2 separate regions of the Homo sapiens genome follow, and region 2 is linked to region 1. The links are chromatin contacts, found by POLR2A ChIA-PET in ENCODE. All regions are on one chromosome and are shown on one strand. Each heading gives the region's core, a stretch centred on a gene start or an enhancer-like site at or near the end of the contact. The rest is flanking DNA. Distances are from core to core; before and after follow the strand shown. Region 1 has its middle 15 kb from the start of CRCP. Region 2 holds the start of RCC1L (RCC1 like).

Region 1 (3,979 bases), core at 662-3,161:
AATACAAAACTTAGCTGGACATGGTGGCGGGCGCCTGTAATCTCAGCTACTCGGGAGGCTGAAGCAGAATTGCTTGATCCCAGGAGGCAGAAGTTGTAGTGAGCCGAGATTGCACCATTGCACTCCAGCCTGGGTGACAAGAGCAAGACTCTGTCTTTAAAAAATAAATAAAAAAATAGTGGCTGGGCGCGGTGGCTCATGCCTGTAATCCCAGCACTTTGGGAGGCCGAGGCAGGTGGATCACCTGAGGTCAGGAGTTCGAGACCAGCCTGGCCAACATGGTGAAACCCTATCTCTACTAAAAATACAAAAATTAGCCGGGTGTGGTGGCGGGAGCCTGTAGTCCCAGCTACTTGGGAAGCTGAGGCAGGAGACTTGCTTGAACCCGGGAGGCAGAGGTTGCAGTGAGCTGAGATCATGCCACTGCACTCCAGCCTGGGTGACAGAGGGAGACTCTGTCTAAAAATAAATGAATAAGTAAGTAAATAAATAAATAAATACATACATAAGAAAGAAGGAGGAGTGGGGGGGGGAGGAGGAGGAGGAGGAACGGGAGGAAACAGCCAGGCCGTGGCTCATGCCTGTAAAGGAGGAAGAGGAGGAGGAAGAAACAGCCAGGCACAGTGGCTCAAGCCTGTAAAGGAGGAGGAGGAAACAGCCAGGTGTGGTGGCTCATGCCTGTTAAAGGAGGAGGAGGAGGAGAAGGAAGAGGAGGAGGAGGAGGAGGAAGAAACAGCCAGGAGCAGTGGAGGAGCAGGAGATGGAGGAGGAGGAGGAAGAAGAGGAGGAGGAGAAAGAAGAGGAGGTGGAGGAGGAGGAGTGGAGGAGAGGAGAGGAGGAGAGGAGGAGGAGAGGAGGAGGAGGAGAGGAGGCGGAGAGGAGAGGAGGAGGAGAGGAGGAGGAGAGGAGGAGGAGGGGAGGAGGAGGAGAGGAGAGGAGGAGGGGAGGAGAAGGAGGGGAGGAGAAGGAGCGGAGGAGGAGGGGAGTAGAAGGAGTGGAGGAGAGGAGGCGGAGAGGAGAGGAGGAGAGGAGGCGGAGAGGAGAGGAGGAGGAGAGGAGGAGGAGAGGAGGAGGAGGGGAGGAGGAGGAGGGGAGGAGAAGGAGCGGAGGAGGAGGGGAGTAGAAGGAGGGGAGGAGGAGGGGAGGAGGAGGGGAGGAGGAGGAGGGGAGGAGGAGGAGAGAAGGAGAGGAGAAGGAGGGGAGGAGGAGGAGAGGAGGAGAGGGGGAGGAGGAGAGGAGGAGGAGGGGAGGAGGAGGAGAGGAGGAGGAGAAGGAGGTGGAGGAGGAGGAGAAGGAGGTGGAGGAGGAGGAGGTGGAGAAGGAGGTGGAAGAGGAGGAAAGGAAGAAGGGAGGAGGAGGAAAGGAGGGGGAGGAGGGAGGGGGAGAAGAGGAGGAGGGGGAGAAGGAGGAGAGGGAGGAGGAGAAGGAAACGGCGAGGCTTGGTGGCTTACACCTGTAGAGGAGGAGTAGGAGGAAGAAACAGCCAGGCTCCCTGGCTCAGGTCTGTAAAGGAGGAGGAGAATGAGGAGGAGGAGGAGAAGGAAGAAACAGCCAGGCCTGGTGGCTCTCACACCTGTAAAGGAAGAGGAAGAGGAGGAGGAGCAGGAGGAAACAGCCAGGCGTGGTGGCTCACGCCTGTAAAGGAGAAAGAGGAGGAAGAAACAGCCAGGCACAGTGGCTCAAGCCTGCAAAGGAGGAGGAGGAAACAGCCAGTTGCAGTGGCTCACGCCTGTAGAGGAGGAGGAGGAGACAGCCAGGCACAGTGGCTCATGCCTGTAAAGGAGGAGGAGGAGGAGCAGGAGGAAGAAGAAACAGCCAGGAAGGGTGGCTCATGCCGGTAAAGGAGGAGAAGGAAGAGGAGGAGGAGGAGGAAACAGCCAGGCGAGGTGGCTCACGACTGTAAAGGACGAGGAGGAGGAGGAAGAGGGAGAAACAGCCAGGTGTGGTGGCGCAGCCTGTAAAGGAGGAGGAGGAGGAAACAGCCAGGCGAGGTGGCTTACGCCTGTAAAGGAGGAGGAGGAGGAGGAGGAGGAGGAAAAAACAGCCAAGCGCAGTGGCTCATGCCTGTAAAGGAGGAGGAGGAGAAGGAAACTACATGGATTGGTGGCTCAGGCCTGTAAAGGAGGAGGGGAGGGGAGGGGGGAGGAGGAGAAGGAAGAGACGGAAACTGCCAGGCACGGTGGCTCATGCCTGTAATCCCAGCAATTTGGGGGGCAGCAGTAAGGAGGAAGGAAGGAGGAGGAAAAAGAATGAGGAGGAGGAAAGAGGGAGGAAGAAAAAGAAACAGCCAAGCGGGCTTGGTGGCTCATACCCATACTCCCAGCTACTCCAGAGGCTGAGGCAGAAGAAACGCTTGAACCTGGGAGGCGGAGGTTGCAGTTAGCTGAGATCGGGCTACTGCACTCCAGCCTGGGCGACAGAGTGAGACTCCATCTCAAAAAAAAAAAAAAGAGCCAGGTGCAGTGGCTCACGCCTGTAATCCATCTATTTGGGAGGCTGAGGCGGGAAGATTGCTAGAAACCCAGGCGTTTGAGACCAGCCTGACCAACATAGTGAGACCCTGTTTTTACAAAAATAAAAATTTAAAAAAAAATTAAAAATTAGCCAGGAATGGTGGCACAAACCAGTCATCCCAGCTACTCAGAAGGCTGAGGCAAGAGGATCACTTGAGCCCAGGCGGTCAAGGCTGCAGTGAGCTATGGTCAAACCACTGCACTTGAGCCTGGGCAATGGAGTAAGACTCTGTCTCAAAAAAATAGTAATAAAGTTTGAAATACAATAAGAATTACCGAAATGTGACACAAAGACAGCGAATGAACACATGCTGTTGGAAAAACGGCACCAATACGCTACCTCAACACAGGGTTGCCACAATCCTCTAGTATGTTAAAAAATGGGCCACGCATGGTGACTCACGCCTGTAACTCCAGCACTTTGGGAGGCTGAGATGGGAGGATTGCTTGATGCCAGGAGTTCGAAACCAGCCTGGTCAACATAGCGAGACCCCCCCCCATCTAAATTGTTTTAAATATTATTATTATTATCTTTTTTTTTTGAGACAGAGTCTTGTTCTGTCGCTCAGGCTGGAGTGCAGTGGCACAATCTCAGCTCACTGCAAGCTCCGCCTCCTGGGTTCACGCCATTCTCCTGCCTCAGCCTCCCGAGTAGCTGGGACTACAGGTGCCCGCCACCACGCCCGGCTAATTTTTTTGTATTTTTAGTATATATGGGGTTTCACCGTGTTAGCCAGGATGGTCTCGATCTCCTGACCTTGTGATCCGCCCACCTCAGTCTCCCAAAGTGCTGGGATTACAGGCTTGAGCCACTGCGCCCGGCCTATTTATATTTTTAAATTTAAAAAATGTTAAGGAATGCAATATCTCTGAAGCACAATAAAGTGAAGTAAAAAAAAAAAAATGAGGCCAGGCACAGTGGCTCACACCTGTCATCCCAGCACTCTGGGAGGCCAAGGTGGGTGGGTAGCCTGAGATCAGGAGTTCGAGACCAGCCTGGCCAAACATGGTGAAACCCCATTTCTACTAAAAATTCAAAAATTAGAAGGGCATGTTGGTGCATGCCTGTAGTCCCAGCTACTCTGGAGGGTGAGGCAGGAGGATCTGTTGAGCCCCAGAGTTTGAGGCTTCATTGAGAGTTCTCATCATGTCACTGTACTCCAGCATAGCTGACAGAGTGAGACCCTACCTAAGAAAAAACTTATAAAATGGTGTATTAAGCCTGGGCTCGGTGGCTCATGCCTCTAATCCCAGTACTTTGGGAGGCCAAGGCGGGCGGATCACGAGGTCAGGAGTTCAAGACCAGCCTTGCCAACATGGTGAAACACTGTCTCTACTAAAAATAGAAAAATTAGCCAGGCATGGTGGTGCACGCCTGTAATTGCCACAGCCATCTCAACCTTCAGGAACCACTACCCTGATCAGTCAGCAGCCACCAACATCGAGGCAAGACCCTCCACTAACAA
Region 2 (4,013 bases), core at 319-2,818, 9.0 Mb after region 1:
CCAGGCTGGTCTCAAACTCTTGAACTCAAATGATCCTCCTGCCTTGGCCTCCCAAAGTGCTGAAATTACAGGCATGAGCTACCGCACCTGGCCTATATTGTATGCTTTTTGTTGTTGTTGTTTAGTTTTTGTTATTGCTTTTGTTATTATATTTTCTATTTCTTATTGCTGTTAGCAGTAGTATAAGGCAGATGAGAAAGTGTGGCTTCTAAAGGTTGAGTAACTTGACTGCATGCTTTTCACTGACACTACACCGTTACGTACTCAGGCTATTACCATGAAAAGGAAAACTCAGTACTACAGCTACTGTGAATTTAACACAGTGACAACCCCAAGGTCTTTGTTGGGTGTTTTAACTACACTCTCATCAATCCTCCCTTCACTGACCCGATGAGAAAACCGGGGCTTCCAGTGAGGTTGGATATAGACCAAAGATGGTTTGATTTTAAAATCAATCCTCTTTCAGCCAGGCACAGTGGCTCACGCCTGTAATCCCAGCACTTTGGGAGGCCAAGGCGGGCGGATCGCTTGAGTTCAGTTCAAGACCAGTCTAGCAAACATGGCGAAACCCCATCTCTACTAAAAATACAAAAATTTGCCGGGCTAGGTGGCAGGACGATCTCTTGAGCCCAGGAGGTCGAGGCTGCAGTGAGCTATGATGACACCACTGCACTCCAGCCTGAGCGACAGAGCGAGACCCTGTCTCTAAAAAATAAATTAAAACAAAAAAATCCCCTTTCTGAGTTGTTCATTGAAACACCTCAGCTGGTATACATTTTCAATGGACTTTTGAATTTTGCTTTCCTAACATCAGAACTCCTGCAGTCACGCTGGCCTGAGTGAGAATTCCACCGCATATAAACAGCTAGCAGCGGTGGGGCCTCGGGCCTCAACCTCTCTGGGCCTCCCCTTCCTTCCCTGTAATTGGGAATAACTGTCGACTCACTGGGTGCTAAGCGAATGACACGACCCGGCACAACATCTGGCACTGCCACCCAATAAATGTTGATGGCCACCCCTAACGCCTTCCCCTCCTGGGCTTGCAGCCAGCTCGAGGGTCGTCCTGCCGGAAGTCTGTCCACCCAGAGGAGCCAACTTCTTGAAGAGAGCCGAACAGGTCGAGGGAGGCCGGGAGCGCGGAAGAGAGAGAAGGAGAGAAGGAGGAAGCCGCGGCCTGCACCTTTTGGTCCAGCTCCAGGCGATAGGGCACGGGCTGGATCCTGCGGCGCGGTCGGGCGCCGGCGCGGGGCCCGGGCCCGGAGCTGGGCACCACAAAGGAAGGCACGCCCAGCGCCCCCGAGAAGCTGAAGCCCCACACGAAGACGCGATCGGCGCGGGCAGCGCGCTCGCCCACGTACTGGACCACGGGCACCTCCGCCTCGGCTTCTGCCGCTTCGCGCCGGCTCCGGGAGCGCCCGGCCGCCGTCCAGTGCCCTCGCCCCAGCCCCGGCCCGCTCAGCCGCCGCCCCAGCCGAGCCCCAGCCACCAACGCCACCAGCGCCATCCTCCGTTCCGCGCCTCAGCAGCCTCTGGGCGCCGCCATCTTGCGTGACCCTTAACACCAGTCCTCGCCGGAAGAGGCTACGGCCACTTTTACTCCTGGTTGAAGGCAAAGGCGCTGACGGCAGCCCAAGGCTCAGGGAGGCGTGGCGTGGCGATGGTGAGGGGCGGGGTTAGGGGCGGGATTAGGATTCTTGTCCCTTAGCGAAACTGCGTGTCCTGTTTTGCTCCCTTGCTATTGCCCCGCGACATTTCTTACCTGGCCTTGCTGCAGCCGTCTCCGCTCCGGTCTGCTCCCACGCCGCCCCAGGCCGTCCTCCAGCGACAGCGAGCTGGAGTGGACGATTCCCTGCTGCCTTCGCATCCCCTGCCCAGGTCCCCTCAAACCTATCGACAGGCTCACTGCAACCTCCCCCTCCTGGGTTCAAGTGACTCTCGTGTCTCAGCCTCCCGAGTAGCTGGGACCACAGGCGTACGCCACCACGCCCGGCTAATTTTTGTATTTTTAGTAGAGACAGGGTTTCACGATGTTGGCCAGGTTGGTTTTGAACTCCTGACCTCCAGTGATCCACCCACCTCGGCCTCCCAAAGTGCTGGGATTACAGGCATAAGCCACCGCCCCCAGCCTGTGCAGGCCTGTTTTATGGAAGATGACTGGGGAAAACCCACTAATAAAATGTGGTGACCACAAGACTGCTCATGGAAAGCCTCTTACTACAGGGAGTAAAATTCATGAAGGCACTGAAACCACCAGTCTCCCGGGCTATGAAATGTATTCTCTGCGGCGGACCCAGTCTTCCAGCACTTTGGAAGACAAAGGTGGGAGAATCACTTGAGAGTTCGAGACCAGCCTGGGCAAATAGTGGGACCCTTTCTCTACAAAAAAATTTAAAAATTAGCTCGGCGTGATGGTGTGCACCTGTGGTGCCAGCTACTTAGGAGACTGAGGCAGGTGGATGGCTTAAGCCCAGGAGTTCGAGGCTGCAGTGAGCCATGATTGCACCACTGCACTCCAGCCAGGACAGCAGAGTGAGACCCTGTCTCTGAAAAAAAAAAAAATTAAATTAAATGTAAATATAAAAGTAAAAATAAATGTGTCTATGGACCCGCCTGGTAGTAAGTTCCCTGCCACCATTTGGGATAGATAAACTTAGCCATTCACATCGGTCCCCTTACCCTGTCTCGACCCAGCCAGTATTCAATCAGAACACACACTGTTTGCCACATGGAATTGTAGATGCTAGTGCCACCTTCAAAGATGTAAAAGATTCAGAGGGGTGGTGATTCCTATCCAATGGGTAGCTCCCCATTGAGTTCACCTGTTTGGCTCCTAAAAAAACTGATGGATTGGCCAGGCATAGTGGCTCACACCTGTAATCCCAGCATTTTGGGAGGGCAAGGCAGGCACATCACGAGGTCAAGAGATGGAGACCATCCTGGCCAACATAGTAAAACCCCATTTCTACTGAAAATACAAAAATTAGCTGGGCGTGGTGGAACGCACTGTAGTCTCAGCTACTTGGGAGGCTGAGGCAGGAGAATAGCTTGAACCCGGGAGGCGGAGGTTGCAGTGAGCCGAGATCGCACCACTGCACTCCAGCCTGGCGACAGAGCGAGGCTCCGTCTCAAAAAATAAAAAAAGATGGACTGTGGTAGGGGACAGGGGACCACCATACATTTAGGCAAGTGCATGGTCCAACTCATAGCTGCTGTGTCAAGCGTGCCGTCTGTTTTTTTGTTCGTTTGTTTGTTTTTTGAGACAGAGTCTCAGTCTATCACCCAGGCTTGAGTACGGTGACATGATCTCGACTCACTGCAACCTCCGCCTCCTGGGTTCAAGCAATTCTCCTGCCTCAGCCTCCCAAGTAGTTGGGATTACAGGCGTGCACAACCACACCCGGTTAATTTTTTGTATTTTTAGTAGAGACGGAATTTCACCATGGTGGCCATGACTGGTCCCCAACTCCTGACCTCAGGTGATCTGCCCGCCTCCACCTCCCAAAGTGCTGAGATTACAGGCCTGAGCCACCGCGCCCAGCCATGGCATCTGTTTTACCAGAAGAGATCAACACACCCTCTGAAACATGATACAGGACACTGATCTGGTGAGTGGGTTCTTTTCAATCCCTAACAGAAAAGAGGACCAAAAACAGTTTGCCTCTGCGTGAAGGAAAGCATTACTCATGAACTCTCCCACTGTCTCACTCCCGACACCACCCACATTAAGTATCTGTTACAAGACCTTGTCTCCAGCCGGGCGCGGTGGCTCATGCCTGTAATCCCAGCACTTTGGAAGGCTGAGGTGGGCGGATCACGAGGTCAGAAGTTTGAGACCAGTCTGGCCAACATAGTGAAACCCTGTCTCTACTAGAAATATGCAAAAAATTAGCTGGGTGTGGTGGTGTGTGCCTGTAATCCCAGCTACTCAGGAGGCTGAGGCAGGAAAATCATGTGAAACCGGGAGGCGGAGGTTGCAGTGAGCCGAGATCGTGCCCCTGCACTCCAGCCTGGGC

What was found. ChIA-PET counts read pairs that join two places held with the same protein, here RNA polymerase II (POLR2A).
Region 2: POLR2A ChIA-PET joins it to region 1 with 10 read pairs in activated CD4-positive, alpha-beta T cell. The contact joins the promoter of RCC1L here to the enhancer-like site in region 1. POLR2A ChIA-PET finds 5 or more read pairs at or near these places in 2 of 52 experiments (OCI-LY7 and activated CD4-positive, alpha-beta T cell).

The regions. Positions count from the first base shown.
Region 1 is chr7:66,098,205-66,102,183 of GRCh38, forward strand. No RefSeq gene overlaps it. Among named protein-coding and RNA genes, the nearest start is that of CRCP, 15 kb to the right of the region's middle. RefSeq lists an enhancer at 2,001-2,562. Within about 2 kb of position 1,912, at least 38 of the 41 ENCODE cell types and tissues checked have a DNase peak (open chromatin) inside an H3K27ac peak, as active enhancers do; they include OCI-LY7, where a contact is called at or near this core.
Region 2 is chr7:75,072,234-75,076,246 of GRCh38, forward strand. It overlaps RCC1L (RCC1 like), which reads right to left and starts at 1,569. Exons shown (of 11, transcript NM_030798.5): 1 at 1,181-1,569. The coding sequence starts at 1,504. RefSeq lists a silencer at 1,255-1,474.